Regions from separate parts of the Mus musculus genome. Here region 2 is linked to region 1. Evidence: chromatin contacts called from ENCODE POLR2A ChIA-PET data. All regions are on one chromosome and are shown on one strand. Each heading gives the region's core, a stretch centred on a gene start or an enhancer-like site at or near the end of the contact. The rest is flanking DNA. Distances are from core to core; before and after follow the strand shown.

Region 1 (3,837 bases), core at 1,124-3,623:
CCTAGTCTTTCTGCTAGCCTGTCCTATCTCACACTGAGTTACATGGGCCCTACCAGGCAATGAGGGACCAGGTCTTTACAAGGTAGCATCTGCCATAGACTCCTGAGATAAGAGGAGGGCAAATGACCCACTGGCCAGGACTGGCTTCTTAGACGAGGTCTGAAAGGCCCATATTTGACTTAAGGTCCAGCTGCTTTAAAATTCTTAATAGTTGCTTGGTTTGGATTTAAAACAAACAAATAAACAAACAAACAAACAGGGTCCCTATAAATTACACAGTTCTGCTGCTGGCTGAGTCTTTTTAGGGGTGAGATTGGTACAGACCTTCCCCCAGCCCTGGCTTCCTGCATACTCCAGCATGCCCCCTCAGCCTGCCTGCTAACCCAGCATCCTACTCAGGGCTGGTTCAGACCACCCAGATGTGGGTAGCTGTGGTTTCCAGGTGCCCACAGCCCCACCACAACGTTTGAAGGTGCTCTTCAGTGGTGCCTTCCAGTGGTTGTTCCTTCTGTCGCCCAGCCTGCGGTCGCCTGCCTACTGCAGCCAGGGCACGAGAAGCCTGGGCAAAGCTCTCAACCTGCTTCAGCTGTTGGTCGAGAGCCCATGGGTAGACATCTTGGTCCAGCTCCAACACTAACAGGCTTTAGCTCTAAGCTCTTGGAACCCCAGTTTAAACCTCTGCTTTAAAACGGAGTTTAAAAAGGCCTCCCCGGCAACATTAATGGGAAGATGTCTGGTGCTATAGTTTGAAGGTAGTCACTAGTGCCAGAAGGGATTGATGCTGGTCTCAAGGAGCAAGTAAGTTCACACCAAGAAGAGGCTGTTGAAAAGAGCTAGCCTGGTCCCCGGGTCTCTCGACTTCTGTATAATCTCTTCTACACACATCACTGCATATCAATGGGATACCATCTCCAATGAGCTCCTAACAAAAGCCAATCTGAGTCTCTAGAGCTGCAAGCTTCTATAATAAACTTCTTTTCTATATGAAATACCTTTGTACCCAGTCTTAGGTATTTTGTGATAGCAACAGAAGATGGATAAATATATCAAGTATCATATGGGAGGCACCTAGAAATAAGCCCAATATCCCAGGTCACCTGGAGAAAATTTAATTCCAGCTACTCTTTTTAAATACAGTGTCTCAGGTGGCTCAGACTAACAGCCACTAGGTCACTGAGGGTGACTGAGAACCTAGGGTCCTCCTGTTCCCAGCTCCCTAGTGCTGGGGTTAGCAGAGGCTTATGTGGTGCTGATGGCTAAGGCTGGCCTTTGTATGTGCTGGGGAGTCTACCCATCGAGCTACCTCCCCAGCCTAGTCTCAGCCACTTACTCATGGAACATGGATTGAGCACCTACTGAAAGCAATGCCAACCATGAGTGGCACAGCCTTGGCGCTGTGGAGCGGGGAAGGCAACCGCAGTGCACGTGGGACGCCAGTATGAGAAGGGGAAACCTAGGCCCAAGGAGCGTATAACTTGCCTACATCAGAACCCAAGAGTTTCATTTTTAAATGGTGGAAGTTAGGGGACAACCCTCAGATGTCAGTTTTGTCCTTCTGCTATGGGAGTTGGGGATCCAGCTCAAGTCCTCGGGGCTTCAGGAGCCGACGCCATCTTGCCATCCCATGGAGTTCCTTCTCCTTGCCCTCACATCCTGCTGCGTGGGGTATGGGTGGTAAAGAGAGATCTGAGCCACCACAGAAAGGACAACAGTGGTGTGACGCCCCTCCCCCATGTGCCGGTACAAGCCCGCTCTGCCTCACTGTGGAGAGGGGCTTAGGGCAATGACAGACTCAGAGGGACAACCACAACAAACCAGACACCTGCCTGTAGGAACCTGGATTCCTTCATGGGGGTTGGGGGGGAGGGTGCTCCAGAAGTTTAGAGGTAACACCATTGCTCTCCTGCCTGCCATGCTCTTAACAGGCCCGGAGCGGCCATCCTCCCCTCCTTCCCCCAGGCTTTGATGGCCTGTCCAGCCTGTGGTTCCCCCAAGGCTCTGAATTATTCAGCCCGGGGAACCAGGCAGTGAGTCGCATGTCTACCCCCAGGCCACAAAATAGATTATCTTTTTTCTTTATTATTATTATCATTAGCTGTCCCTTGTTAGCTTATAATTGCGATCGTGTAACATTTAATAGAGGCACAAAGCAATGCTCACGGCTGGCCCACAGTCATTCATTAGCTAACAAGATGGAGCGGCTCATAAAAAAAGAGCCGTTAAAAAAAAAAATTCCGGAGAAATGGAAAGCGGGAGGTGATGCAAGCTCTGGCTAACAAAGACAGGAGGCTGGGGGAGGCGGGTCGGGTGTGAGCTGAATAACCCGGTCCTGATAAGCCACAAAGCAGAGCCGGCTGCTCCTCCTGCCCCGCCGCCTGAGTCAGAGAAACAGGGATGTGTTGGAAATCCAGCAATGTAATTAGCAGGTTGCATCATCATGCCTCCATTATAAATTACAATGGGCAGAAAGAGGGTGGATGGAGGGGCAGGGATTAAATGGGGTAACCTGATCCCCATGCCGGTGGGGGCAGAGAACTCAGGACCTGTCACACTCCCGGACACTCTGCGACCTGAGTAGCCTCTGCCTACCCGCGGCACAGGACTCTGGGGTGGGATGGGGTGCAGGGACTAGACCTACTCTCAAAGACGGCTTTGTGTGGGCTGGGAGAATGATTTACTAGCTGGAGGAATCAAAGGTGTGAAAGAGGATGGCCCTGTTAACCCCCGCCATTGTCTCCTGGCTCCTGGAATGTCCTCTGGCCCCACCCACCTATGCACCTGTGCACACGGTGGGGATTTGGGATGGACCAGGTGAAAATCTGTCTCTGGGAGCTGGAGTGATAAGATCTAAATTACACACACACACACACACACACACACACACACACACACATCCCCAGCAGAGAGGCAGGAGCCACCAGTCGGGGGCGGGAGGGGGGCAGGTATTGAGACTCAGCAAACAGGGGGTGATCCACGGTAGCTTCTAAGAAGAGATGGGGGATGGTGGTTGGTGGGGGGACCTCAGATTTAATGAGAGATGAGACCTCTCCTGGGGCCCATCTTAAATTTTTACCACCTCTGGACTGTTGGTGCTTAGGCAAACCCTTTCATTTCTTCAAACCTCAGTTTCCCCACTTCAGACTACTAGCTAGCTAAATAACCACGGCCAGTAATTTCCTATTTCCCATGCCCCATTCTCCGAGCCAGGTCTTATCGCAACTGGCCGTGTGACCCCAAGACAAGCTACCCACTCATCTATAGCCCCTTGCTGAATCTCTGACCCCATTTACAAGGACATGTGTCCCACGAGCTCTTGGACATCCCTCTGCACCCGGGCGGCCGCTGGCTAACCTGGCACCTGAGAGGTCAGGGAACTGGGCCGGTAGCCCTGAGAAATCTGTGAATCACAGACTAGTGAGGCAGAGGGCAAGGCATATGGAAGGCAAGGCAAACGGAGGTGGATGGCATCGCTCCACCTGAGCCCGTGTGGAATCCCGCCCCGTTCTTCCTCCTGCCGTGAGCTTGCCTTTCAGCCTGGCCTCTGCAAACAGCCCTCGCCGTGTTTTCTTAGCAGCCCTGATCTTGTGTGCAGGAAATAATCCCATTAACTGTATTATTGCTGTGGAGAGAAGACCAGGGAACAGCTGCCCTAAAGTTCAATGAACTCGGCTCTCTCTTGAACGGAAAACCACAGAGCTGAAGCAATTGCCCAGTAGCAAACTTTCTTTGAACACCGTTTGGCTATGCAGAGTGGCGTTCTGAGTGCAGGAGAGAGAAGGCAGCTGCCTCTGAGCCACCAAACACCCTCAGTCACTCCGGGGTCTCTAACTCTGTGGA
Region 2 (4,042 bases), core at 200-2,699, 200 kb before region 1:
ACTCAGTAACATGTTGCCTATAGGCAATATTCTGCCTATAGGGATGGAAGGAAGAAGGGAGACCCTGTTAGTGGGGTGTGGTCATGGGGGAATCCTGACGGGGCTGGGTCAAAGCTAATGCGGAGCATGACAGAAAGGCAGATAGATGGTGGAGAGGGGACAGGAGGGCCTGGCCTTCTCGCCAGATGGCTGATTTGCCTAGAGCCAGCAGGGGTCACTGCAGATCTAAGTAACTTTAGCAAGGTAGTGGGCCTCTTGCATCATTACCTGTCTGCATAGCCAGGGTGCAGGACCAGTTCTGGACAGGTGCTTGAGGTTTGCCTCATGTAGTTGAAAGTGACTATCTTGGTCATCTGGCCCTGATGTCCTTGTAGGCCTCCACAGCTGCCTGAGCTCATGGCCTACTGAGCCCAGCTTCCAGCAGGACCTGGAAAGTCTCTAGGGATGCCTTCTATAGAAGCCACCTGGGCCCAAGGCATCTCTCTTCTTGTTCTGGCTCAGCAGGTTGGTAACCAAGGATAGGAAACGTGTAAACCTCATTTTATCAAGGTCCCCTGAGTTTATCTGCACCTGTGTTGCCACAAATGCTTAGCGAAACACCAGTTTACAGTCCTATCTGGGTTAGAGGGCATGTGGGTCCTAGGGAGGTTCATGTCTCAACTGCACCCCTCCCCCACTTACTATAAAGTAGAGTGAAACATGTTTCCTCTAAGATAATGCAAAGAACAAGTGCACAGAGAATGATGTAATTGTATTCTAATAAAAATTATTATTTAAAAAAGTGCACAGAAGAAAATTTCCTTCCCTAAGCTTGACAGAGGGGCTCAGTTCTTCTGGAAGAGTTCCAACAGAAAAGGCCCCCTTAGGACAGGTGGGATGGCTCAGAGGGCAAAGGTGCTTCATGCCAGGTCTGACCAACTGAAGTGCAAGACCCAGAACACACATGATGGGAGAACTGACCAGATTAAAACTAATGTGTGTAATAAAATAAGAAAAGCTCATTTAGAAGTCCTCTCATCTAACGCCCCGTCTCTGCTTTCATTAAAAAAGAAAGGTTGGTAGGGGTTTGAGGAAACTAACTCGCACTGAGGGTGGGGACATCTGGACCGTCGTGGTAGAAGGAAGGAAGCAGGCTCCCAAATGTGAGCTCCTGAGGTTCCATAGCAAGCAAGGCACTGGGAGAGCTCCCAGCCCCTGGCTCCCAGCCAGGAGTCTTCACCCCACCCCACCCTACCCCACCTCCCTCCCCCAAACACACACTCTCTACCCGTCCATCCTCCGGGTCTGGATGCCAAAAGTCTGGAATAGAGCCTGTGCCCTATACACACAAGGCTGCGGTTTCCTCTGTGTGACCCGCAGGCTACCCGGAGGGTGTGGGTGTCGAGCGCGCGCACCAAGGTTGTGTAACAAGCTCCCGGCTTGTGTGCACGCGCTGTGTAACCTGATGCAACAGGGAAGTTTGCGGTCCCGTGAGCTGGGGTGTGGGCGCTTGGCTGGTGGCCAAACCACAAGGACTATTTGACTTACGGCTGTGGAGGAGGCTGCGTTTGGGGGTCGTGGGGCTGTCTACGTCAGGGCTTGTCTGGCTTGCATTGCCCACATCCTGGTCCTTGTGGGCACAGGACTGGGAATGGGGCTGCCTGGTCAGGTGGTGTTGGGGAGAGACTAGTAGACAAGGAATGGTCCCATGTTAGCATGCTGTTGTGACGGGTGGAGAACCGGCTGACTTCCGCCCTGCCCTCGGTGTTTTCCAAGAGCTAACTCTCCTGCCAGTTCCACCTATCTGTCCTGCAGACCTGCACCTCTTACCTCAGATTCAAGTCTTTCTTCTATGCAGCAGTATCTGTCTTTCCTTCCTCTAGCCACTGGAGACCTACATCCCTGTCTCTGTGGACTAGGCTTTCCCCGCACACCTATGTGTGAAGCAGAATGAGGGGAAAGGTTAAAGGGCAAACGCTAATGTTGCCCGTCCAGTTTCTCTAACCCTGTCAGCTCACTACCATTTTGAGCCAAGTGCCTAAGAATGATGTAGGTTCTTCTTGCCTCCCTGGACCCATCTGGAAGGGGGAGTCTTTGCCCTCCCTCCATGGGGCTGACAAAAGGGTCGCTCAGGGACATGGAACTAAAGGGTCCAGGAAGGGATTTGAATGGGAGTTGCCCTTGCTTTTTTTGTCCCCTACCTATACCATCTCACAGATGCCACAGGCACTTCGGAGAGCAAGGGCCCTGGAAGACATGACTAAGAAAGGCATGGCACTGTCTTGCCCGCCCTGGTGAGGGGTGGGTCCACGGCCACGAGTGTATCTTTGATGAAGAGAGATGGGGTTTACGTTTTTATATTCTATTTATTTTTTATTTATTTGCCGCGCGCGCGTGTGTGTGTGTGTGTGTGTGTGTGTGTATGATGCGTGTGGTGCATACATCCCACAGCATGAAACTCAGAGGACCTCCTGCCTCCATCTCTCAACTTCTGAGATTACATACGTTGTGGTCCACCATGCCTGGTTTATATGTTGGCGATCGAACCCAGGGCTTTCTGACTGCCAGGGAAGAGCTCAACCCACTGAGCTCCATCCTCAGACCATGGTCTGGTTCTGTTTGTTTGTTTTTGTTTTTACCTTTACCCACCTATGCTATCCCTTAGAGAGATACTTTCCTTGTGGGCGGCCAGTGGGTACCAGAGAAGCAGGGCTAGATAAAGTGGGGAGGGAATCTGTGTCCAACCCCTCTTTTTTCTCTGGCTGAGTGGCACCTGGCACTGTGACGCTCCTCTCCGTGCTCCCAGGATGACTTGGGTCTCCACCACTCTATTCTGCACTGTCTGTGTGTTGACGACCTGTCTAGGTGCTGACGTAGAACAACCAGAACACCTGAGATGGCACTCTCGGTGTGTCAACCCTCACATACACACAGCCAGGCAGACAAGAAAGCTGTCAGAGCAAACAGAAGCCCAGAGAGGGTAGGTACTGAGCTCAAATGTAAATGGCAGACGTAGTCTAGCCACATCTATCTTAGCATCCTCAAATATGAGCCTGAGGGTCTGGGTCATAAAAACAGAGATCTACTTATGTCCTCATGTGCTCCACATCTGTCTCCCAGATGGCTCAGAACACTGCTGGATGGATGGGATGATGCCGTGTAGATGTCATGGGTAGGGACTTCATCTTATTCACATCCCCCAAGCCCCCACTGATGCTTTAGAGGCTTTAGAGAAATGTTTCTGGAAAGGAGGCGCCTTTCGGGAGCCACTGAGATGGCTCAGTGGGTGAAGGGGGCTTGCCACCCAGCCTGACGACCTGGGTTCAGTTCCTGGAACCCACACAGTAGAGGAGAGAACTGATTCCTGCAAATTAACCTCTGATCTCCATCCATGTGCTGTGACACGAATGCTTTCATACATGTGCACACATATATACAATAAATCAAGATGAAAAGAGTATTAAGAAAAAAAAAAAGGAATGATCCATTGGGTGGAGATGTCCCCAGGGCTTGGTTTGGGATTGTTCATTATCTGCTCCACAAGACCTGGCTCAGTCACAGTGTACGTAGGCTCTGGGAACCAGTGCCAGGCCTTCAGCCAGGGGAGACGGGGAAGAATTCTCTACAGTCTGGGTTGCTGCCTCTGTGTAGACTGTGGGCACAAGGTAGTTACCTGGGAGGAAAGGATGAGAGAAAGATTGGAAACTAAGTAGCTCCTGGAGGTGAATAATTTCTTTGTATCCAAATGCAGGCAACAGAAACCAGAAACAGAGCGCCTGTGTGTGGCCTAGAGGAGTGCTCAGTGCGTCTTTAGTGAGTCATCACAGGAGGGACTCAAGGAGCTGAAGTTCCTTGAAGGAAGGCCCAGGCCATAATTTCTGTTGTCATTTTAGCCCTTAGCAATGGTCCAGAGCAGGATCTGATATGTTTGATAACTGACTCTCTGACAGAGCAAACAAATTAGCACTAAGGTGCATGATAGTGGACAGAAAGAGTAGTCATAGAAAATAGCCCGAAGCTCTGGCAGACCAGACCAGTGAGGCAGAGTTCAAGGCTGGACCCA

Evidence for each region. ChIA-PET counts read pairs that join two places held with the same protein, here RNA polymerase II (POLR2A).
Region 2: POLR2A ChIA-PET joins it to region 1 with 11 read pairs in embryonic stem cell. The contact joins two enhancer-like sites. POLR2A ChIA-PET finds 5 or more read pairs at or near these places in 3 of 5 experiments (Patski and embryonic stem cell).

Annotation. Positions count from the first base shown.
Region 1 is chr17:45,872,212-45,876,048 of GRCm38, reverse strand. No RefSeq gene overlaps it. Among named protein-coding and RNA genes, the nearest start is that of 4930542M03Rik, 7.3 kb to the left of the region's middle. Within about 2 kb of position 2,373, at least 1 of the 3 ENCODE cell types and tissues checked has a DNase peak (open chromatin) inside an H3K27ac peak, as active enhancers do.
Region 2 is chr17:46,071,483-46,075,524 of GRCm38, reverse strand. No RefSeq gene overlaps it. Among named protein-coding and RNA genes, the nearest start is that of Mrps18a, 38 kb to the left of the region's middle. Within about 2 kb of position 1,449, at least 1 of the 3 ENCODE cell types and tissues checked has a DNase peak (open chromatin) inside an H3K27ac peak, as active enhancers do.